Linked DNA regions of Homo sapiens: all the other regions are linked to region 2. A link is a loop called in an ENCODE intact Hi-C map of the cell type or tissue named here. Cell type or tissue: CD14-positive monocyte. All regions are shown on one strand.

Evidence for each region. Hi-C counts contacts between places; a loop is a spot of excess contacts. Peaks named below come from ENCODE experiments on the same cell type or tissue, not always from the same donor. Only the 100,000 strongest peaks of a DNase experiment are listed, where the experiment ranks them.
Region 1: a loop joins it to region 2, with 19 times the contacts of the local background. A loop is called at or near these places in 8 of 110 quality-filtered maps.
Region 3: it touches region 2 in a loop (2.4-fold over the local background); 73 of 110 quality-filtered maps call a loop at or near these places.

Annotation. Positions count from the first base shown.
Region 1 is chr16:46,616,643-46,624,642 of GRCh38, forward strand. SHCBP1 (SHC binding and spindle associated 1) reads right to left here and starts at 4,737. Exons shown (of 13, transcript NM_024745.5): 1 at 4,615-4,737; 2 at 1,563-1,730; 3 at 992-1,107. The coding sequence starts at 4,717. It also overlaps the pseudogene RAB43P1. RefSeq lists enhancers at 3,880-4,468, 4,469-5,055. In CD14-positive monocyte, no CTCF peak of the experiment used is centred here; DNase peaks (open chromatin) are centred at 4,199 and 4,769; H3K4me3 peaks cover 2,557 bases; H3K27ac peaks cover 3,529 bases.
Region 2 is chr16:46,550,196-46,558,195 of GRCh38, forward strand. It overlaps the pseudogene ANKRD26P1 and the pseudogene RNU6-845P. Among named protein-coding and RNA genes, the nearest start is that of SHCBP1, 67 kb to the right of the region's middle. In CD14-positive monocyte, a CTCF peak has its summit at 4,319 (motif pointing right); a DNase peak (open chromatin) is centred at 4,366; H3K27me3 peaks cover 843 bases.
Region 3 is chr16:46,604,637-46,612,636 of GRCh38, forward strand. SHCBP1 (SHC binding and spindle associated 1) reads right to left here. Exons shown (of 13, transcript NM_024745.5): 5 at 3,661-3,753. Among named protein-coding and RNA genes, the nearest start is that of SHCBP1, 13 kb to the right of the region's middle. RefSeq lists an enhancer at 7,450-7,549. In CD14-positive monocyte, a CTCF peak has its summit at 3,104 (motif pointing left); no DNase peak of the experiment used is centred here; H3K27ac peaks cover 1,906 bases.

The DNA of each region.
Region 1 (8,000 bases), 66 kb after region 2:
GAAGGACATCTGAAGGAGCTTGGATTTTAAGTGTTTTCTATACAATGAGAAGCCATAAAGCCAACACTAAGCCCTTGGTAAAGACAATATCTTAGGAGTTTTAAGCAGAGAAATGGCATGCTTCTGTTTTAAAACAATGACTTTCATTGTTTTCGGAGAACTGATTGGCGGGGGGGCACTTATCATAACCAAATGAATAGGCCTGAACTTCAACCAAAAAATATTAGCACAATCCAAAATTTTAAAACTCACAAGCAATAGCTGCAATCCACTGCCTTGTACATAATCACTGTAGTATGTGATGCCATTTTCTAAGGGAGCTGCAGCAACAACTTGTATTCACACTCCCTGGTTTGACATTTTAGTTTACTAGGGCTTTTTGTGGTCAGTTAACAAACACTGAGAAAAATTCAAAGCTGTAATTAGAATGCAAATGTAATCTAAAAGGCCTAGTGAGAAGAAGAATAAGACTGTTTTTACATTCTGCAATGGGACACACTGTCAAGAGATTAACCACATATAAACAAATTTGCTAGGCAAAAACTGGGCTAGTTTAAAAATGCCTCTTAGCAGAGGTTGCAGTGAGCCGAGATCGTCCCACTGCACTCCAGCCTGAGCAACACAGTGAGACTTCATCTTAAAAAAAATAAATAAATAAAAATGCCTCTTAGGTTTGAGCTGCTTAACGAATTACAATTAAGAAGTTAAACACTTTTTTGAAACCATTAACTTCATAATTAGGCCTAATTTTTTAAGTGATCTCAAATACCTTCTTTTAATTAATTTGAACCAGTTTAATTCCCTGGTAACAACTCCTCAGTTGCCTTTAAAATTTGCAGAACACTTCCTACAACATGGCAATTAGATGTGAAAAACATGCTATTTGAATCAGCTCATAAACTTTAATTAAAAATAAGCACTTTGGATATAACAGTCTGAAGTAAAGTGCTTAAAGCTAGAGACAAAGGTCTAATAACAAAATTAACCTTACCTCAACCAGCACCTTGAACACATTAGTGTGCCAGACTGCCCGCCATCCAGATGGCTCAAGGACCTTCTCCAAGAACTCAGCTGTGAATTCCTGTACCTCAGAGGCCTTGCAGTCAGCTACAAACAAATTAAACACAGGAAGAATTGAGAATGCATAAAGCAGAGGGAAGTTAATAAATCCACTTTCTCAGAAACAACTGGCAATCTGAGGGACTGAAATAGATAATCTACTTGCAAACTAAAAAGATAAAAGATGCAAAAAACCAGCCAGGCAGTGGCTCATGCCTATAATCCCAGCACTTTGGGAGGCCGAGGCAGGGGGATCACCTGAGGTCGGGAGTTCAAGACCAGCCTGACGAAAATGGAGAAACCCCGTCTCTAGTAAAAACACAAAATTATCTGGTGGTATGGCGCATGCCTGTAATCCCAGCTACTAGGGAGGCTGAGGCAGGAGAATCACCTGAACCTGGGAGGCGGAGGTTGCGGTGAGCCGAGATCGCACCATCGCACTCCAGCCTGGACAACAAGAGCGAAACTCCATCTCAAAAAAAAAAAGCAAAAAACCTACTCACCTAAAATGTAATCTTGATAGGCTCTGAATCGCTCATAGAACAAAAGTTGATTTGTTTGGAAAATTTCTGGGAAAAAGGTTTTTCCTTCTGGCATAAAACTTTGTAAACTAGAACCTGGTTTATCACGGTAGCTACAATCACTGCATGAATCTTCATCTTGGAACAAACCTAAAAAAAAAAAGCAAAAATAAGCAAGCTCCAGTGCCTTATTTGAATGCTTCTATTTTCATATCCTTGCATAGAAATCCCAAACAAAATACAAACAAGAATTTGAATATGAATAGTCTACTTACCTCTACCATTGTGAGAAGAAACTAGTTTTCCAAACTTAAAAATATTTCAAAATCCAAATTCTACTTCAAAACAATAAGCGCTTAAGATCTTTCACAGTTAGATTTTTGTTGTTGTTCTGTGAGGTTTTGGGGAGAAGTAGAAGGCTGTTTTTGTTTTTGTTTTAGAAACGGTCTCACTCTGTCACCTAGGCTGGAGTGCAGTGGTGCGATCATAGCTCACCGCAACCTCAAACTCCTGGACTCAAGCTACCCTCCTGTCTCAGCCTCCTGAGTAACTAGGACTACAGACATGCACCACCACATCCAGCTGGAAGACAGTTGATTTTTAATTCAGTGGAAATCACTCAAGATCTCCTACAAAGCATACAGCCTGTGATTTATACTACAGTTAGCCAGTGATAATAATCAAGTATCTTAGTTATTTATTTTCCAAAGCAATTCCATAAAGCTCCTTTAAGAAAGGGAGCTGACTTCCTCTCAGATGGGTTAAGCCCTCCCTTTATTTCCTACAATATCAGTCTGTCAATCGCCCCTCAATAAACAGGGACGAGAGTCTTAATAATCCATAAGGTTTACTTCAGTAAGGTTATTAGATTCCTCCTCACTAATTTCAATGACTGTGTCTAAGGAAAAGATCAGAAAATGCAAATCACATTAGGTTTGGGCTGTATATAATGTTTCATAAGGTATGATTCAGCCAGTGGCATATCTAATTCTATGTAATGTTTTTAATAAATGAAACAACTACTAAATAAGCAATGCTAAAAAGGGTAGCATTTAGAATGTAGAGTAGTCTCCAGAAGTGGTTTCAGGGAAGGTATCTGAGCTGTTAGCAGATACCTTTTTTCTCCCTCCCCCTTGATTTTCTCCTTCCCTTTCCCCCTTCCTTCCATTTCTTTGTCCCTGTTCAGGCCACCAGAAGTACTTGACCCACAGATGACCAAAGTGTACTCAAGGGTCTACTGCTCACAAACACTGATGCACATGAACCTTAGAAGGCATCAGTACCTTACTGGTTATGTGACAATGCCTCAGCTTCCTCACCTATAAAGGGAAGATAATAGTACATCCACTTCAATTAAGAAGATTAATTGTTAATAATTTACAACAGTGCCTATTACATAATGTATATGTTTGTTAAAGAAATAGTAGTACTTCAGCACCATTCTTTTTTTTTCCAGCACCATTCTTTATAGCTTTATGGAGGTATAATTAACATATAGAAGTTATATACATTTAAAGTGTATAACCTGATGGCCAGGCACGGTGGCTCACACCTGTAATCTCAGCACTTTGGGAGGCCGAGATGGGCGGATCACCTGAGGTTAGGAGCTCGACACCAGCCTGGCCAACAGGGTGAAACCCCGTCTCTACTAAAAATACAAAAATTAGCTGGGTGTGGTGGCGGGCGCCTATAATCCCAGCTACTTGGGAGGCTGAGGCAGGAGAATCATTTGAACCCGGGAGGCAGAGGTTGCAGTGAGCTGACATTGTGTGCCACTGCACTCCAGCCTGGGCAACAGAGTGAGACTCTGCCTCAAAAAAAATAAAATAAAATAAAAAATAAAGTGTGTAACATGATGTTTTGATATACCTATACATTATGAAATGATTACCACAGTAAAGTGAATTAATATTTCCATCACCTCGCATAGTTACCTTTTGTGTGTGTGTGGTGTGAACACTTATGATCTACTCTGTTAGCAAATTTCAAGTACAAAATTTGTGTCGCATTGCACCATCACGTCATTGCCTATTAATACTGTAATAATAATACAGTATTATTAACTATAGTCACCATGCTGTATGTACATCAGATCCCCAGAACTATTCACACTGCATAACTGAAACTTTGGACCCTTTGCCCAGCATCTCCCCATTCCCCCAACCCACTGGCAACTACCACTCTACTCTCTTTCTGAAACTTCCTCTTTTTTAGATTCCCAATATAAGCGATGCCATGCAGTATTTATTTTTGCAGCCACTTTAAAAACTTTATTTCACTTCAACTTCACCACAAGTACAACCATTGGCATAGTCTTCCAGATGGGAAAACTGAAGCCAAGTGACTTTTGCCAGTTGGATAGGTGGGTTAATAGTGGAATTGTCACACTTATGTTTTCTCACTTTGTTGGGACTCTCTGCTACACAATACAACCGAAAGTGTTAACGTAAAAACATGAACCAGCTTAAAATATCAGAAAAAAAAAATAGTAATGAAACTCTATGAGGAGGAAGAAAGGGCAGAGAACTAGAAGACCCCGGTTCTATTTCTGGACTCCGGCCCAAGTTGGCGCTCCTCACTTTGGACACGTCACTACCCTCCGTGCACAGGACAGCCATCTAAGCCAAGGGTTCAAGCTTTTCTCTTCTTCGGAAAAGGGAAGTGTGGTTCGTGATCTCCTTTGAGATGCAGATGAAAAAATGGCCCCTTGAGCAACAGTAAATGCACAGTTCCCGCAAAACCCATCCAGATAGGGAATTCCTGGCCCAATCCAGCTCCCTCCAACCTCGGGGCGGGCGGAGGCCAGAGAGTGCAGGGAGAGTGGGAGATGCGGATAGGGAAGAGAGGGAGTCCCCCACCCCTGGGTACCGCCCGACTTTGAGGTCCCGTCACTGGGTCCCGGCCGCGCACCGCCGTTCCCGCCACCCTGGACAGACGGGTCCGGAAGGCCCGCGACCCAGGCGCCCTCCTAGGGTCCCGACGCCCCAGGCCTCCGCTCAGAGGCGGCTCCTCGGCCCCGGCATGGAGAGCTCACCTTTCTCCAGAGACGCCAGCTCCTGCTCCACCGCCCAGCCCATGCGCTCCGGCGCCATGGCCGCTGCCTCCAGACCGCCGCCCGTCAGCGACCCGTCAGCCATTTCAAATTTCCGCGGACGGCAGCCCAGGCAACGACGTGATGACGCAGGCTCTGCTGATTTGATAGTCGGGCCGAGGCCGTGGACCAATTAGAGTCCGGCCCCGCTCCAGCCCCCACCAACACTGCCCCCTCGCCCCAGGCTGACAGCTGTTCTTGTTCAAGTGCCCGGCCTTTGCTTTTCTGGGATGAACTTGAAGAAAGTCGAATTGGAATATAATTTGGAATGATTTTCGAAAAAAACGAACCAGCAATGCCTGGAAATGAGATATAGTGGAAAAGTCACTGGGTTGAGAGTCAAAAAACATAGTATTTAAACTTACCTGGGCTATTCCTAGTGGTATTGCCTTGGGCAAGTCATTTCACCTCCCACAAGCACAACTTCAACTGAAAAGGATGCTGGCCTACGTGGGCCCAAAACTTTCACCACCAAACACCAGTCTCTCTCTGTCTTTCAATACACACACACACACACACACACACACAGAGAGAGAGAGAGAGAGAGAGAGCATATTTTCAAAGAATGTCAAATTAAATTTAGTAAGTAAATTTGTTAATTTGCATTAATCAAAGACAACTATAATCTCCATCATAATGGCTAACATTTACTGCATATTGTGTGCAAGATACCCTCCTGCATGCGTTACCTGGATTGTTCTGTTTAATCTTCACAATGATCCTATGAGACGGGAGCTATTACTATACCCATTTTACAAATGAGCAAATGGAGTCACTAAGAAGTTAAGTCACTTCTCCAATCTAACCCAGCAAAGCCAGGATGTGAAACCAGCCAGACTCCATGAAGAAGCCTTTTAATGTCTCTGCCAGGCCATCACTACTAGAATGATGAGGTCAGCCCAAGATAGCCCAGGTAACCAGGACACCAAGTGGGATGCGTCCACAGGGGACCAAGAGCCTGGTCATGACAGTTCGTCTGTGCAGTCTTAATGTGGGGAAACATTTCCACTTATTGCTTTGAAGAAACACCTTGGGCTAAAGTCTCTCGGATCCCTTACAGCTGAAATAAAATGGAGCCAGGAGGGGTGACTGGAAAGCTGCACTTAATTGGGCTAACTTTTCCAGGAAGTAAGATTTCTTTGACTTTTGTTTGCAGAATCTGACCTTACATTTATTTGCTCACTGAACAAATACATATTGAGCACCATGAGGTAAAAACACAGAAAACAATAATCAAGACTATCAACAGGCCTTGAGGATGACGCTAGCTTTTTCATTATTCTCTTCTTCAACCTTGCCGCCCACAAACCTCACAAATGGCAGCATTTCTCCTCACCCATTTGCAGCATCACTGGAGACAACACAGTTCTCTTCTCATCCAATTATCAAATATTTCATCAACCATCAAGATATTACTCAAACCAGGCTAGGCATAGTGGCTCATGCCTGTAATCCCACCACTTTAGGAGACCGAGGCAGGCGGATCACTTGAGTCCAAGAGTTTGAGACCAGCCTAGGCAACATGGTGAAACCCCATCTCTACAAAATTTTTTTTTTTTTTTTGTTATAGAAATCTGTTTAATGGTTTAGGAATGTGTACACTCTGGCTCTGCCAAGTTTCCATAAAGGCAACTTTTCCATGTTTTAAAAAATAGATTTGGTATAAAGATTTGTATATTCATAAATAGGTGGCATGAAAAATTACCAAATGCAAATGGAATACTTGCGCTGACTGAAGCCCTGTTCACCCCAAGTCCAGGCCCTGCAGGGGTCCGAGGGTCTCTGCTGGAGGAGGCCCCAACTCCGGCAGCCTCTTAGGGAAGAGAAACTGAATTAAATGTGTATTAGGAACCCCTCCAGCTCCTTAAGCCAGCGTCGCACTGGCCCCACCGAGGCCTCAGCCCACCTCCCTCTGCTTCCCCCCGCCACCTCCACCATTGCCCCCTCCCCTGCACTCTGGCCCCTGACCCCACCTGCTCCCACTCTTTGGCAATTTATCAACAAAGGAAGAGATGACACTGTTCTCCTTCCGCCCCAGAGCCCGGGCTGCCGGGAGAGCTTAGCCTGCCAAGGGGAGGAAACAAGCCGGCTTTGTTTTGTCTCACACACTTCCCCATCTTCTCTCCCAGCCCAGTTTTAAGGGCCGGAAGGGCAGTGGGGCCCCCTCCTGGTGGGATACAGCAGGGCAGGAGCCCCTGCAACCCCAGGTACAGGTCTTGAGTCCCTGGACACCGGCTTTTGTGCCTGAGAGGGGGTGGGAACGCTTCTCTGTAGGAAATGGCTTCAGTCCAGGATCCAGGGGTAGGGGAACCTCGACCATGGGGTGGGTTGCTCCTGCCAGGGGGTACTAGGGGCAAGGCCCCAGGGTGGAGCCAGTTCTGGGAGCTGTGTCCAGCTAGGCATCTGTGACCCCAAATGGCATGAATAAAAGGGCAGGTTGCTAAGAGCCAGGGGAGGGCATGGGGCAGGGAGACCAGGTTGGCCCAGACAGGACAGAGGTGCTCCAGGGACAGGGTGCTGGAGTGAAGCCAGGTGGAGCGGTGGAGCTGTGGAGCCTTTGAAACATCCTGAGGGCCCAGGCCTGCCACAGGGTGACCTGGGCAGAGGAGAAGCCCAGAGGACAGCAAGGTGCCCAAATGAGGTCAGGGCTTCTGGGGTGGAGGGACGGGGGGGCACAGTGGCGGCGGGGGAAGGAACGTTGAGTCCCAGGTGAGCCTGCCTTTCCAGGCCAAGCCCTTGGAGTGAGGGTGCTCCTGCCTGGGGGGCGAGAAGTGGAAGTGGCTCACAGTCCAAGGTGACAAATGAACCCATCACCGGTCAGCTACCATCCCTGTGAAGGAGCCAGGGTGGAAGGCCCTGTCCATGTCCTCCCTCCCTCCCTAAGCCCTGAGGAAGGTAACAGCCCCACCTGTGAGGCCCCAGCCTGGAAGCAGAGTAGGAGAGCCGGGCTTCTTAGAGGTGGGCAGTGGGTGGTGGTGGGCAGTACTGGTAAGTATGCTTGGGTGGCTGGGACTTGCCCTGGAACTGGGGCTGAAATTCAAACGGGGAGGCCCAGGCCTTTGTTCCCAAGACCCTGTGAATGCTCCCTGTTCCCCCAAAAACAGAGGGGCTCTGCAAGGACAGGCTTCATGGGATTTCTCTTTCAGAGTGGGCCTGCAGTGAAAGACCAGCTCAGCCCCTTCTGACCATGTGACCCCAGAAACTTCAGCCCCAGCAGAAAGGTTGTGAGGCTGGAGGAAGGCACTGCCCACGGCACATCCAGTCCCAGCGGGGTCTGGGGGCACCCCTCAGTGCCAGGCACTGTCTGCCCTGCAAGGGGAGCCCAGGCA
Region 2 (8,000 bases):
CAGTGTTATCACTGAACCACCCACCAAAGCAACTCTGCTTCCTATTGTTTTAGTCACTGTTAGTTAGGTCCTTTAGTATTTGCAGCCCAAAGCACTCTACCTGGTAAATTTCCCATAGCCTGCAGGATAAGATCTACTCAGTTTAATACTATAAAGTATTAAAAAGTCTATCATGAGCTTGCCTTACCTAGGTTTTTCCCTATTCCCAACCACTCCCATCTCAGTTTCTGCAACAGCAAAATAGAACTGCTCATAAACCCTGCAAAGTTCACTCAAGCATCTTACCTTTTGCACCTGCTGCTCCTTCTCCCAAGCACGCCATCTTGTTAGATGTTCCTTCTGCCAAACATGAAAACTTGTCAGATGTTCCTTCTGCCCACATCATCCTTCTGCCTCTTTACCTAGAAAAGTTCTACCCCTTCTGCATGCTTACCTGAAATCCTACCCACTTTTTAACAGCTTTCATTCCTCACCACATTCTTCAAGTGTCTGGCACATATTTAACATAATAAGTGATCATTATACACTTCCAGACGGCATCCAGCACATAGTAGTAGGCACTGAATGAAGTAGCAAATAATATAAATGAAAATGATCATAACAAACTCCTGACTGTTTTGTTTTTGTTTTGTTTTTTGAGATGGTCTTGCTCCATTGCCCAGGCTGGAATGCAGCCTCCCAAGTAGCTGGGACTACAGGTGCATGCCACCACGCCCAGCTAACTTTTTCATTTTTTTATTTTTATTTTTAGTAGAGTTGTGGTCTCACTGTGTTACCCAAGCTGGCCTCAAATTCCTAGGCTCAAGCAATTATTTTGCCTCAGCCTTCCAAAGTGCTGGGATTATAGGTATGAGTGACCGTGCCCAGCCCTGACTGTATTTTTTTTTTTTTTTTTGAGACAGAGTCTCTCTGTTGCCCAGGCTGGAATGCAGTGGGGCGATCTCGGCTCACTGCAACCTCCATCTCCTGGGTTCAAGCAATTCTCCTGCCTCAACCTCCCAAGTAGCTGGGATTACAGGCGTGTACCACCACACCTGGCTAATTTTTGTATTTTTAGTAGAGACAGGGTTTCACCATGTTGGTCAGGCTGGTCTCCAACTCCTGACCTCAGGTGATCCGCCAGCCTCAGCCTCCCAAAGTGCTGGGATTACAGGCCTGAGCCACCACACCCAGCCCCTGACTGTATTTTTAAATGTTTGTATTCTGTAACATGAAAACAAAAGAAGCTTACTCCCTAAAACACTCTTGATAGTTTATTCATTAAATGGACAAGTGTATAAATGAATAAAAATATTTTATTTGAAAATTATTGGCCAGGTGCGGTGGCTCACACCTGTAATCCCAGCCCTTTGGGAGACCGAGGCGGGTGAATCACCTGAGGTCAGGAGTTCGAGACGTCTGGCCAACATGGTGAAACCCAATCTCTACTAGAAATACAAAAAAAATTAGCCGGGCATGGTGGTGGGTGCCTATAATCCCAGCTACTCAGGAGGCTGAGGCAGGGAGAATTGCTTGAATCCAGAAGGCAGAGGTTGCAGTGAACCAAGATGGCATCTAGCCTGGGTGACAGCGCAAGACTCCGTCTCAAAAAAAAAAAAAAAAGAATCTTGAAAAAACACACAGATATGAAATAAGGACAGCTGTAGTCTATTATGAGCACCTTAAAGACCAAGACTACGTGTTTCTCACCTGTAGCTTGCAAAATCTAACTTGTAAAAGTTCTTCGATTAGACCGGGCGCGGTGGCTCACACCTGTAATCTCAGCACTTTGGGAGGCCGAGGTGGGCGGATCACGAGGTCAGGAGATCGAGACCATTCTGGCCAACACAGTGAAACCCCATCTCTACTAAAAATACAAAAAAATTAGCCGGGCGTCGTGGCAGGCGCCTGTAGTCCCAGCTACTCGGGAGGCAGAGGCAGGAGAATGGCGTGAACGCCGGAGGCACAGCTTGCAGTGAGCTGAGATCGCGCCACTGCACTCCAGCCTGGGCAACAGAGCGAGACTCCGTCTCAAAAAAAAAAAAAAAAAAAAAGTTCTTCGATTAATATGTACTAAACTAAAAGTGTCCTCATACAGTTCAGACTGTACAATGTATTTGGTGTCACATCTAGGTAGCATAGTAGCATTTTTGTTATTGCGAAGCACTTTTATACTTTTATTATAATTTGTTGAGCCTAGAGTTGAACTATTTCTGGTATTCGTTACAATAACCTTTTGGCTACTGGTAAAAGTGTTTTGTTCTAACAAAATTACTGTTATCATGACAATTAACTAGTGAAGAGAAGAACTTATCTTGTTCTAATGAAGTAAATGTATCTCATTCAATTTCAAATTAGGAAGAATGAAGTCAATAAGTGAGACCTTGTTGGTATAAGAATATGTAACATGACCTGTGCTTTTCAACAAGAAAATGCTTTTCTGACTTCTACACTTGGTATCTTCAAAAAAAATAATTTTCTATTAGTATTAGTGCACACTGGATAAGTTTTACAGTTCTTATTGACATTTGTTTATGGTACCAGAAAGGTATTGTTGAGTTCCCAGTTTTAAAAAGTTACTTTTTTTAGTGACATAAATCACTATGTAATACAGTTGACCTTTGAACAACAGGAGTTTAACCTGCAGCAGTCTAATTATATGCAGATTTTCTTCCACCTCTGCCACCTGAGACAGCAAGACCAATCTCCTTCTTCCTCCTTCTCCTCAGCCTACTCAACTTGGAGACCATGAGGATGACCCACTTCCACTTAATAAATAGTAAATATATTTTTATTCCTTATGATATTCTTAATAGCCATTTTTCTCTAGCTTGCTTTCTTGTAAGAATATAGTATAGTAACACACGTAACATACCAAATGTCTTAACTGTTTATGTTATGAATAAGGCTCCTGGTCAATAGTCATCTAATTCGTAGCTAATTTTGGGGGGAATCAAAAGTTACACACAGGTTTTCAGCTGCACACGGGGTCAGTACTGCTAAATCCTATGTTATTCAAAGGTCAACTGTAATTGACATTTATTTACTAAATAAAAGCCTTTTTTTTTTTTTTTTGAGATGGAGTTTTGCTCTTGTTGCCCAGGCTGGAGTGCAATGGCATGATCTTGGCTCACGGTAAACTCCACCTCCCGGGTTCAAGCGATTCTCCTGCCTCAGCCTCCCGAGTAGCTGGGATTACAGACATGCGCCACCATGCCCAGCTAACTTTGTATTGTTAGCAGAGACAGGGTTTCTCCATGTTGGTCAGGCTGGTCTCGAACTCCCAACCTCAGGTGATCCACCCGCCTCAGCCTCCCAAAGTGCTAGGATTATAGGCATGAGCCACACCGTGCCCGGCAATAAAAACCATTTATTTTAAAAATTAAATAGAAGCTCCAATTTCATAACATATCCAGTTTGTTATAATGAGACTATAAATAAAATATACCACATACTAACTTAAAAATCTTTTTTCTTATTTATACAAAAAAATCATATAAGATTTTAGGGACTACAATTAAAGAAATGATTCCTTTCAGATAATACTGTTTGAGATTATAAATTATCTACACACAACTTTTTAAATCTGAAATCTAACCTACTAAAAAGAAATTTAAAACACACACACATATGTGTATATGTGTGTGTATATATATATATATGTGTGTGTATGTATATGTGCAGTTTACATAGTGAGCTTTTAAACTACTCTTTGGTGATTAAAACTTCCTTGCTCTTATTTGTTAATCTATGGTAACACCACCAAGAGTAATTTACTACCAGAAGTCTTACCTGGATTGCTATTTTGAGGATTTCTAGGTGTCTCATTTTCTTTGTATTCAGACATTACTTGGTGAATGCTGTGTAAAAACGAAATAAGTAAAATTACTATTTTAAAACTGATATAAAAATAATTACCAAAAATGTTAAATTATTAGAGTATTTCAAATGATATCAGTGTTAATTTTAGAATTTTAATTATCCCATACACTTCCCATTTGTAAGCTCTACAAACTTCTCTTTAAGCAAAAATAACATGAAGTACTCATGAACTGAAGGCAGTATAGTTCAGTAAATTAACTTGCATTAGCCTTGTGGGCGGCAAGCCATCCAGGTGCCAAGGCAAGAGACCGAGGGCACAAGCTGTTCCAGTGTAATAAAATATATAAAATAATAGTTATACTAGATACAGATCATAGATATGATTATGTATTAATATCATTCATCATTAGTTTGCAGCAATTACTCTTTATTCCAATATTATAATAATCTTCACTCTAGATAGGAGCTGAGGGAACATAGTGAGAAGTGACCAGAAGACAAGAGTGCGAGCCGTCTGTTATGCCTGGACAGGGCCACCAGAGGGCTCCTTGGTCTAGCTGTAGCGCCAGCATGTGGGAAGACGCCCGTTGACAAGCGGACCGTGGTCTGGCGGTAGCGTCAGTGTTAAGGAAAAACACCCGCTACTTAGCAGACAGGGAAAGGAAGTCTCCCTTTCCCCGGAGGAGTTTAGAGAAGACTCTACTCCTCCACCTCTTGTGGAGGGCCTGACTGATAACCTGCAGTTATCCGGAGGCCTAACCATCTCCCTGTGATGCTGTGCTTCAGTGGTCACGCTCCTAGTCCGCCTTCATGTTCCATCCTGTACACTGGCTCTGCCTTTTAGATAGTAGTAGCAAGTTAGTGAAAGTACTAAAAGTCTCTGATAAGCAGAAATAATGGCATAAGCTGTCTCTCTCCTCTGTCTTTCTGCCTCGGCTGACAGGCAGGGAAGAGCCCCCTGTCCAGTGGACACATGACCCACGTGACCTTACCTATCATTGGAAATGGCTCACACTCCTTACCCTGCCCCTTTGTCTTGTATCCAATAAATATCAGCGCAGCCTGGCATTCTGGGCCACTACCGGTCTCCGCATCTTGGTGGTAGTGGTCCCCCGGGCCCAGCTGTCTTTTATCTGTTTGTCTTGTGTCTTTATTTCTACACTCTCTCGTCTCCGCACACGGGGAGAAAACCCACCGACCCTGTGGGGCTGGACCCTACAAGCCTGACAATAATGGAAAGTGTCTTAACTCAGAATAAGCCCTAGCTCCATAACCAAAAGCTACTAGTTCTTGGATGAGTTGCTTTTGTTAGGTTCAATGTCTTCTTCTAAAAAGTGAGAATTTTACTGTCTTGTTTTACTAGGTTGTTATAAAAACTTGAGATAACGTATTTTGAATGTTCAGAAAAATAGCGAAGCAATGAAATAATTTGTTCTTGAACTTTATTGGTGAAACTATCTTGGAACTGCAAATAATATCCAATGCGTATTTTTTGTAGGTTCTAATATTGAAATGTTGTGGTACTTGGGAAATATTATTAAGTCCTAATTTTGTTTATTAGGTGTTCTACTCTTTGTGGCTTCTAATTTAGGGCATCTCATATATTTCATAGTTTGTAACTACATTTATTTATAAACCTATTATCTCATTAAATTAGATAACATTAATTGTCTACTGTTACTGAGCTCATCGATCATACCAAAGGCAAAAAACTAATAGATATTAAGACCTGCCTTGGACTACTATTCCTTCTTTACAGACTCAAACTCTGAACCAGTAGATCTTTGTTAGAATGATGCTTAATCTCCATGTTCACCTCCAACTGACATAAAAGATAAAACTCTTTTTGTAAGTTCCATGAAGGAGATGCAAGTTGACATTTTTCTCATTTCTGAGACACATACTAACAATATATTTGCACACAACATCCCATGTTTTACTCAGCTCCATTCTCATTCCATAGATCACTGTATGTGAATATTTTTGTAGTGAAAATCACAATTTCAATATTAAGTGCCAACCATTTTGCTTTGACTCATGCTGTTTCCTCGGAGCTAGTCAGAAAATTGTCAAATGACCTCCAGGGACTGCACAAAATATGAACCACTTCATGAATTTGTGTGTCATCCTTATGCAGGAGCAATGCTAATTTTCTCTGTATTATTCCAGTGTTAGGATGTGTGCTGCTGAAGCAAAGACAAAACCTACTTTACACGTGAATACTCATGAGTCATGGATGAGACTTAGCTCTGATAAACCCAATAAACCTACTTTGTTGTTGAATGGCTTCCTGTGAGGTAGAATATGAAAATATTTTTAAAACTTGAGGTAGAAATGCAAGTCGTTAGGCCAGGCATGGTGGCTCATGCCTGTAATCCCAGCACTTTGGGAGGCTGAGGCAGGCGGATCACCTGGGGTCAGGAGTTCAAGACCAGCCCGGCAAACATGGTGAAACATCGTCTCTACTAAAAATACAAAAATTACCCAGGTGTGGTGGCGCATGCCCGTAATCCCAGCTACTTGGGAGGCTGAGGTGGGATAATTGCTTGAACCCAGGAGGCGGAGGTTGCAGTGAGCCGAAATCACACTATTGCACTCCAGCCTGGGCAACAGAGCAAGACTCCATCTCAAAAAAAAAAAAAAAAAGAAAAAGAAAAGAAAAGAAATGCAAGTAACTTGGGAGATTTTCATTATTATGGAAAACAGATTGCTTGAGGATAAAACCACATATTGAAAAAAAAAAAAAAAAGAAAGAAAAAGAAAACACACAAATTGGCACCCACTGCTCTAGGGAAGGATAATATAGAACCTTCCACTCCCTAAGAAAATGTGCTAAACAGCTGTAAAGGCGCCTCAGAGTACAGATCTGGTAACAATGGAGTAAGAAAACACTGATCTCTTTCTGCAACATTATTTAACCTCTTTGACAGTTTAGAACAATCTCAACTACTATTTGACAGAAAAAAGACAAACAAGGGCCTCAAAGGATAACTTACCACGAATGCCTCAGCTAAGTCTAAGCTAAGATGTGGGCTCCACAGAAGGTTTCGAGTGTGGGGGAAGGTTGGTCAATTTTCTTTTTTTTTTTTTTTTTTTGAGACGGAGTCTCGCTGTCACCCAGGCTGGAGTGCAGTGGCGCGATCTCGGCTCACTGCAGGCTCCGCCCCCTGGGTTCACGCCATTCTCCTGCCTCACTCTCCTGAGTAGCTGGGACTACAGGCGCCCGCTACCTCGCCCGGCTAATTTTTTGTATTTTTAGTAGAGACGGGGTTTCACCGTGTTAGCCAGGATGGTCTCGATCTCCTGCCCTCGTGATCCGCCCGCCTCGGCCTCCCAAAGTGCTGGGATTACAGGCGTGAGCCACCGCGCCTGGCTAAGGTTGGTCAATTTTCTCACTATGTGTGTGGCTAAAGCTAGGATGCCCAGCTGTCAGAGCAGGATGCTAGTGCTTTGGGAACAATGGCTGAGCATATATGTATGTGAACTAAAAAAAGTTATAGCTATGAAGTCTATGTATGAATCACCATGAAAACTGAGGGCTCTGAATTAGTAAGCGAATCCTGGTGGGAAAAGTCAAGCATTAACAGACTGCAGAACCACTTTTAACGGCAATAATGCAGGAAAAGAATCAAAGGAAACAACAGAATGATTAGAATGTCCTTTTCTTCCCTTCCTTCTGACCGGTAAAAGATTGTCATTTTTATCCTTCTTGGACTTAGGAAACCCCTTAGGTTCTTGAAAAATTGAAAGAGGAGGGTATAGGAGATAGCCCTCAAAAGACCATACAAGATTTTCTGCTAAACTGAACATTTCAAGACCCAAATAATTAATTAGAGAAATCAGAGATGTGGCACTATTTTTATCCTACGCATGTGGCTATACTTGGAGTAAAAGGGACAATGTTGGGATCTCTAAGGTAAAGATCTCAAAAGTCCTGAGATAAAGAATTCTGCACCCATTGATACTTCTAACCAGTCCAGCCTTTTGCCTGATTTCTGGCTGATAAAGTGGACTAACTCACTGTCACTCCAAAACGACCTGAATTAAACTATAAAATCTCACCTGATGTATAGGATGCAATAGCTATAATTATTTTAAGCCTCAATTTAGTGTAAACTAGCCTTCTAATATAAAAACTTGCCTAGTAAAAGGACTAAAAATGGCATAATCTTCTGCAGCCCATCTAGACATATCTTGGG
Region 3 (8,000 bases), 54 kb after region 2:
GAAAATTTAAAGCACCACTTCCTTAAGGTCACTAATTTTTCTGCTCTTGAGGAGTTTTTACTTTCTTTCTTGGATCCAAGCATTTGTGCTTTAGAAACACTGAAAGTTCAGGTTACACAATTTTATTATTTAATAAGAAATTATTTTCTTCTCATATATTAGATTCAAAAGCTTAATAAGAAGGTGGCAGGGGGCAATTTGGGAGTAGGGGTAGGGAGAGCAGTTTCTCAAATTGTTTCACAACAATGTTTAAGATTACTATATTTTTCATGGATCTGAATACGACTTTAAAAATTTTTTTAAGGTTATCATATTTATAGGATCAAAAAGTAGAAATGACTCAAACAATCTAGTCCCTCCTTCCATTTAAAGCACTATGGCACAAAATTATGCTGAATATTCCCTAAGGAAGATTATTAAAGAATTTCAAAAAATAAGCCCTTGAGATTCCGAGGGGGAAAAAAAGGTGCCATTACTAATCTAGAGAGTGACTGAAACAAAATGACCTTGTACTGGACAACCATACTGGCACTTCAAATGTATTAATTTATAAACTTTCTCAAATATAAAAACAGAATACAGAGTATTTCTAGATGCAATAAAATAATTTGTAAATGCACAATCAAGTTAACAGATATAAAATTAATGGGTTTAAAAATAAAGTAAAATAGGCCAGGCACAGTGGCTCACACCTGTAATCCCAGCACTTTGGGAGGCCAAGGCAGGCAGATCACTTGAGCCCAGGAGTTTGAGGCCAGCCTGGGCAACATGGCAAAACCCTGTCACTACAAAAATACAAAAATGAGCCTGGTGTGATGGCATGCACTTGTAGTCTCAGCTACTTGGGAGGCTGAGGTGGGAGGATGGCTTGAGCCCCAGGGGTCAAGGCTGCTGTGAGATCTAATTATGCCACTGTACTCCGTACTCCAGCCTGGGCAACAGAGCAAGACCCTGTCTCAAAAAACAAACAAACAAACAAACAGATGCTCAGGGCCCCATCCAGACCAATTAAATGGGTCTCTGGACATACAAGGGTATTTTTTTAAGTTCCCTGGGGATGCTAATGTGTAGCCAAGAGTGAGAACGATTGCCTTAAATGATGTTGTTTTTTTTTAATTTAGTCATGCTCTAAATAAGATAGGGAAAAACAAATGCAAGATAGAACCATATCTTAAACAAATTTACATCAGACTATGAACACTTAAACATTTTGAATGAATAAAAAAGAAACTTTTCCCGCTTTTCAAGTAAGTGAATTAGGTGAAGCTTGAAAAGCAAGGATTTTGTCTACTTTGGTTAATCCGAAAGAAACTGAGTGAACAGCTGTGAAAAAAAAAGGGAAAAACAAAAAAATTTAAAAATTTTAAAAATAAAAAAAAGAAATTGAGGATGAAACCATGTTCTACTAAGTTGTGAAGATTAAGACTCAAATTTTAAAATAAGTCTCTTAGCACTTCCAGTATCCATGCCCGTTAGCTTATTTCTTTTCATTTCTTTTCATTATATTGATACTTCATAGTCTAAAAGCAATGAAGTAACATTTGTGTCACAGATCCCGAAGTTCTGAAGCAGTGTTGGTTTTTTTCAGACCTCCTTTAGTCACATATAAGCAGTGTGTTTTGAAGCAGAAAGGAAAAATTTACTGCACAGTACAAAATCCAGACACTCTGGTTTGATCTTGCCTGTTGATAGCCCCACTCCTATCTTAGCCCAGAGACCTTTTTTAAGTCTGCCTACATTTGATAACATTCCAGTCTCTCCATCAAGTACCACCGTGTCTTCTGCAAAACTACACACGATTCCTCCCTTATGCCATCCCATCTGCCAGTGATGTACAAGCTATGCATGTAAGTCATTGCTTGTCGTTAGCACATGCAAGGCTATCAAATCAGAATACAATTTTTTTCCAAGTAAAGATTGAATTTGTCCGATATACGTTATGTTCCCTTATCATATTTCATGTCAATCAAAATCAATCATTTCTTTTTAAGAGCAAAGGTATCAAACCTAGAAAATACTCAAGCTTATTGAAATTTTGGGATTTTATTGAATATGCTATGGAAAAATAGGAAATGCACAATGGAAAAACTGGAAAGCCTAAATAGAAATCATAGCCCATTTACGAAGAGCTAAAATCACACATACATAATTCTAAACCAGGTAGAACTATTAATCAGACTTTCAAACTTTTTTTTTTTTTTTGAGACAAAGTCTTGCTCTGTCACCTAGGCTGGAGTGCAGTGGTTCAATCACAGCTCATTGCAGCTTCAAACTCCTGGACTCAAGCAATCTTCCTGCCTCAGCCTCCCCAGCAGCTGGGACTAGAGGCATGCCCTAACACACCCAGCTAATTTTTTTTTTTAGGTTTCGTAGAGGTGGGGTCTCACTATGTTGCCCAGGCTGGTCTCAAACTCCTAAGGTCAAGAGGTCTTCCCGGGCTGGGCACGGTGGCGCAGTCCTGTAATCCCAGCACTTTGGGAGGCGGAGGCAGGCAAATCACTTGAGGTCAGGAGTTCGAGACCAGCCTGGCCAACATGGTGAAACCCTGTCTCTACTAAAAATACAAAAATTAGCTCGGTGTGGTGGCATGCACCTGTATTCACAGCTAGTCAGGAGGCTGAGGTGGGAGGGACACTTGAGCCCAGGAGATTGAGGCTGCAGTGAGTGACATCACACTGCTGCACTCCAGCCTGGGCAACAGAGTGAGAGCTTGTCTCAAAAAAGTTGTCTTCCTCCTTCAGCCTCCCAAATTACTGGGATTACAGGTGTGAGTCACCATGCCGGGCCTCACACATTTTTTATTTTATTATTATTTACTATTTAAGCCAAGAGAAACTCACTAAATCGACTTGAGTTCCACAAAAATGTAAAGGCTTACTGCCTTATCTTCTCATCTCATCTTTCACACAGGGGAAAAAAATCATCTTTCAAACGGGGGGAAAAAAATCATCTTTCACCCAGGGAAAAAATTACCTTCTACAATTATTTTTTTGGAGTGCAATTTATAATTTTATTATTATTGCAGCATTGCCTATGAAGTTACTGCTTATGAATACAAGAAAAAATTACTGGTCTTAAAGCACCATCTAGTGGGGAGATAAATGCCACATTTAATAAGGTCATTAAGATTTAAGGCAGGAGGCTGACAAAATATCCTAAGGTAGATCTGCTAGTTCAGCCTGCTGTGTTTCACTGCAGAAACTTAGAGTAAAGCCATATACCTTTAAAGTATTCTTTACAAAATTAAAGCCAAAAAGTCTTCTATAATTCAAATAATGTCACTGTTTTTCAAACAATCGAATTTAACAAAGGGCTTCTTAACCCACTAGTTCAATGTTCAATTGAATTTTATTCAAATTAACAAAACAGTGAGCTACTAATTTAGATGTTCTTGAACTTCCTGCTTTTAGACTCAATTTATAAACACTAAAAGCAAGTTTCTCTGCACTTGTACAAGTTTCATTTAATGACTTGTCAAGGGGTGGTACAATTTGTACATCAGTTTATTTCTGTCTATGAGATCCTGGAAAGAAAATCAGAGAGAGAGAGTGAGTGAGTGAGTGTGGGTGTGTGTGTGTGTGTGTATCTCACACAGGCAAAATTAAACCATGGGTAACTATTTTTCCAACATGTACAACAAGGTCAGCAATAAATACTTACAATCTTAATCGAGGTTCAACACATCTGACAAAATAATCGTATTCATCCTCCTCTTCTTCATCCCAACTCCTCCAAATGTTTTGGTAGAAAAATCTGAAATGGAACTTAGTATCATTCAAATTCTATCACTGGCTCAAAACATTAGGATTTTGGAGGGGTGAGAGCTAAAGAGTAAATCAAAACAATTCTCATATCTTAGAGAATGCTGCATATTTGCTATGGTTGATAGTCATGAGTCACACAACATAGAGACCTTTTTTGGATCAGCTAAAGAAGAGAAGTTTCTCCACACTGGTTTTGTTAGGACTTTTTTTTTTTTTTTTTTGAGACACAGTCTCACTCTGTCTCTGGGGCTGGAGTGCAATGGCGTGATCTTGGCTCACTGCAACCTCCGCCTCCTGGGTTCAAGTGATTCTCCTGCCTCAGCCTCCCGAGTAGCTGAGATGGCACCCACCACCACACCCAGCTAATTTTTTGTATTTTTAGTAGAGATGGGGATTCACCATGTTGGCCAGGCTGGTCTCAAACTCCTGACCTCATGATTCACCCGCCTCGGACTCCCAAAGTGCTGGGATTACAGGCATGAGCCACCGCGCCCAGCCAGGACTTTCTTTTTATTGGAAGAATTATTTATTGACCACCAGTACCTGGCTGGATGGTAGTGCCATTTGTTGAGACAAAAAACACTGAGAGAGAAACAGGTTTGGGATTGAAAATAACAGAGGAATATACAGCCCAAAGCTCCAGGGAAAGGTCAGGGCTGGAAACATAAACCTGGTAGCTATCAACACATTGATGGTGTTAAAGCAATGTATAAGATCACGTAAGGACATAATCATAAGGCAGTGGTTCTCAACCCTCATTGTACATTGGAGTTCCCTGGGACACTTTTAAAAATTGATTCCCCTGCAATTCCAGCTACTCAAGAAGCCAAGGCACAAGAATCGCTTGAACTGGGAGGCCGGGGCTGCAGTGAAGCGAGATCGCACCACTGCACTCCAGCCTGGGCAACACAGTGAGATTCTTTCTCAAAATAAATAAATTTAAAAACAAGAACAATTAGTTCCCTCTCCCAGACCAAGCAATCAGAATCTGGTGGGGTGGGGAAGGTGCAAGGGAATCATCAGCATCCACACTTTTCTTTTCTTTTTTTTTTTTTTTTTTTTTTTTTTGAGATGGAGTCTCGCTCTTGTGGCCCAGGCTGGAGTGCAGTGGCGCCATCTTGGCTCACTGCAACCTCTGCCTCCTGGGTTCGAGCAATTCTCCTGCCTCAGCCTCCTGAGCAGCTGGGATTACAGGCAACCGCCACCACGCCTGGCTTATTTTTGTACTTTTAGTAGAGAGGCATTTTGCCATGTTGGCCAGGCTGGTCTTGAACTCCTGACCTTAGGTGATCCCCCCTGCCTCGGTCTCCCAAAGTGCTGGGATTACAGGCATGAGCCACCGTGCCCAGTTGTATCCATATTTTTTTAAAGCTCTCCAAGTGATTTAACAAATTTATTATGGAAAATCCTAAACATATACAACAACAGAGAAAATAGTATGATGAATACCATGTATCATGAGGCAGCTTCAACAATTACCAACTCACAGTCTTATTTCATCTCTGCCTCACCCAGGCACCCTCTGCTCTCCTCCCCCACCATCTTGATATTGGATTTTTTTTTTTTTCAGATGGAGTTTTGCTCTTGTTGCCCAGGCTGGAGTGCAACGGTGCGATCTCGTCTCACTGGAACCTCCAGCTCCTGGGTTCAAGTAATTCTCCTGCCTCAGCCTCCCTAGTAGCTCAGATTACAGGCACCCGCCACCACGCCCAGCTAATTTTTTGTATTTTTCGTAGAGATAGGGTTTCACTATGTTGGCCAGGCTGGTCTCAAACTGACCTCAGGCAACCCACCCACTTCAGTCTCCCAAATATACTGGATTATTTTGAACCAATCTCACACACATCAAATCATTCACAAATTTTTAGTATGTATCTCTAAAATAAATCTTTATACCAAAAGTTTTAATTCCTTAATATTACCAAATATCCAGTGTTCAAATTCCCCTAATTGTCTCCTGCTGCTCTTTCACAGTTGACTTGTTCCAATCAGGCACCAAATGAGGGTCCGCTTCTGCCCTTTGACTGACACATTTCTTAAATCGCTGTTAGCCTACACATTACCTCTCCCTCTTTTTTCCCTTGCAATTTATTGACTAATTTCCCCCACTCTAAATTTTGGTGATTACATCCCCATGGGGTCAATTTTTTTTTTTTTTTTTTTTTTTTTTTTTGAGACAGTGTGGTGCTCTGTTGCCCAGGATGGAGTGCAGTAGTAGCATGACCTCGGCTCACTGCAGCCTCCGCCTCCTGGGTTCAAGCGATTCTCCTGCCTCAGCCTCCCGAGTAGCTGGGATTACAGGCACGCGCTACCACGCCCTGCTATTTTTTGTATTTTCAGTAGAGATGGGGTTTCGCCATGTTGTCTAGGCTGGTCTCGAACTCCTGGGCTAAAATGATCCGCCCACCTTGGCCTCCCAGAGTGCTACAATTACAGGTGCACCCAGTCCCCATGGGTCATTTAACATGTACTTTATGTTATTTCTAGTAAACTGACAGTAAGATCTACAGACCTGCAGGCCTTCAGGAAGGATTTTTTGCAAGAATACTTCAAGGGAGGTGTAATGTACTTCAGTCAAGAAGCAGGAAGAGCAGAGCCTCATTCCTGGCCAAAGCCACTGTCTGTGTGGAGTATGTACATTTTTCCCATGTCCGCATGGGTTTTCTCCAGGTACTCTGATTTCCTCCCACATCCCAAAGATGCGCACATGAGGTGAATTCTGTGTCTACCTTGTCCCAGTCTGAGTGTGGGTGTGTGAGTGCACTCTGTGATGAAATGGGCTCCTGTCCACAGCTGGTTCCTGCCTTGCACCCTGAACTACGGGAATAGGCTTTGGCCACCTGCAACCCTGAACTGGAATAAGCAGGTTGGAAAGTGAATGAATACAAATTACTGTCAAACAAAAATTCATAAAGTATACAATAATCATACAAATGCACAACAATGAATGCTGTGGCATGAAATCGCTCAGTGAGCCCACTATGTTTGTCATTGTTTTGAAGTGGGTGATGGCAGGAGGTGCTCCTTATAATTTCCGCTTTGCAAACATTTATTCCTTGATTTACTCGTCACCACAATGACCACTGTCACTCACTGTTTCACCAAAAATTGGAAATTGGGTCAATAATTATCTTGTTTGCATTAATATTTCTTAATGTATATATAGTTCACATTTATTTCAATGTTTAAGATTAGAATTGTTTGGGGTCTTTATTTAGAAGTTTGATGATGTTTTCATGACCAGAAATATGCTGTAGAAACTTTAACTTTTGTTTATATCAGTCAGCCTATGGTAAAATTGGTTTCATTAACATCACAGTTTCTAAGAACCTACCAACAACAGTAACTGAGGACTTTATTACAATGCCTGGCCATGTCTTTTTGTGAGGTTCAGATTGATCAACAGATACAGGTTGTCAACCTGATCCACCCTCTATAAAGTTCTCTTTCCCTAATGGTTGCAGCAGTCATCGATGTTCACTGTCTAGAACCTTTATTTCATTAGTGGTTACAAAATACTGATATTCTATCACTTTCTTCATGTATTGGTTGGAATACTTTTATAAAGAAATTCCTCAGGTGATTCCAAAGTGGTTCCAAGGTTGATTAGGGAAAAAACAGTAGATGGCCTAGGACTGATCCCTGGGTAACTCTGACATTCTAAAGTTTGAGCATGAGAGGAAAAGCTGGCCAAGATGACTGAGAAAGCAAGCCAGTAAGACACCAGCTGAACAGTGGTGTCCCAGAAGCTGAGAGGAGAGGGTGTGAAGAAGATGGGAATGATCAAATACCTAGAATGTCAAGACGTTAAGCAAGATGAGATCAGAGGCAGGATGAGATCAGTGAAACGTTGACTGAATACAAGAACATGGAAGTCTTTGAGCATAATTTCAGAGATGAGGTCAGGGTAGAAGAGTTACTGAGACACCAGGAAGTATAGACTGTGATTATATATAACTCTTTCAAGAAGTTCTGCTGTGAAAAGGAAGCACTGAAAATGAAACCAGCCATCTCCTAATTATTGTAGATTGGGCTGTTAGTCCCTTCACCCTCTAGTGGAGTCTTTTGTTGTTGTTGTTGTTGTTGTTGTAATGAACTTAAGCATGCCTCTACTCGATTGAAAAAACCTCTGCTGGCTCCCTTTTAGCCCTCAAAAAGAAGTCCTGAACGTGGTACTATAAATAGATTCATAATCTGGCCCTATTGCGCCTCTCCTGCCTCAGAGCCGTTGTACCT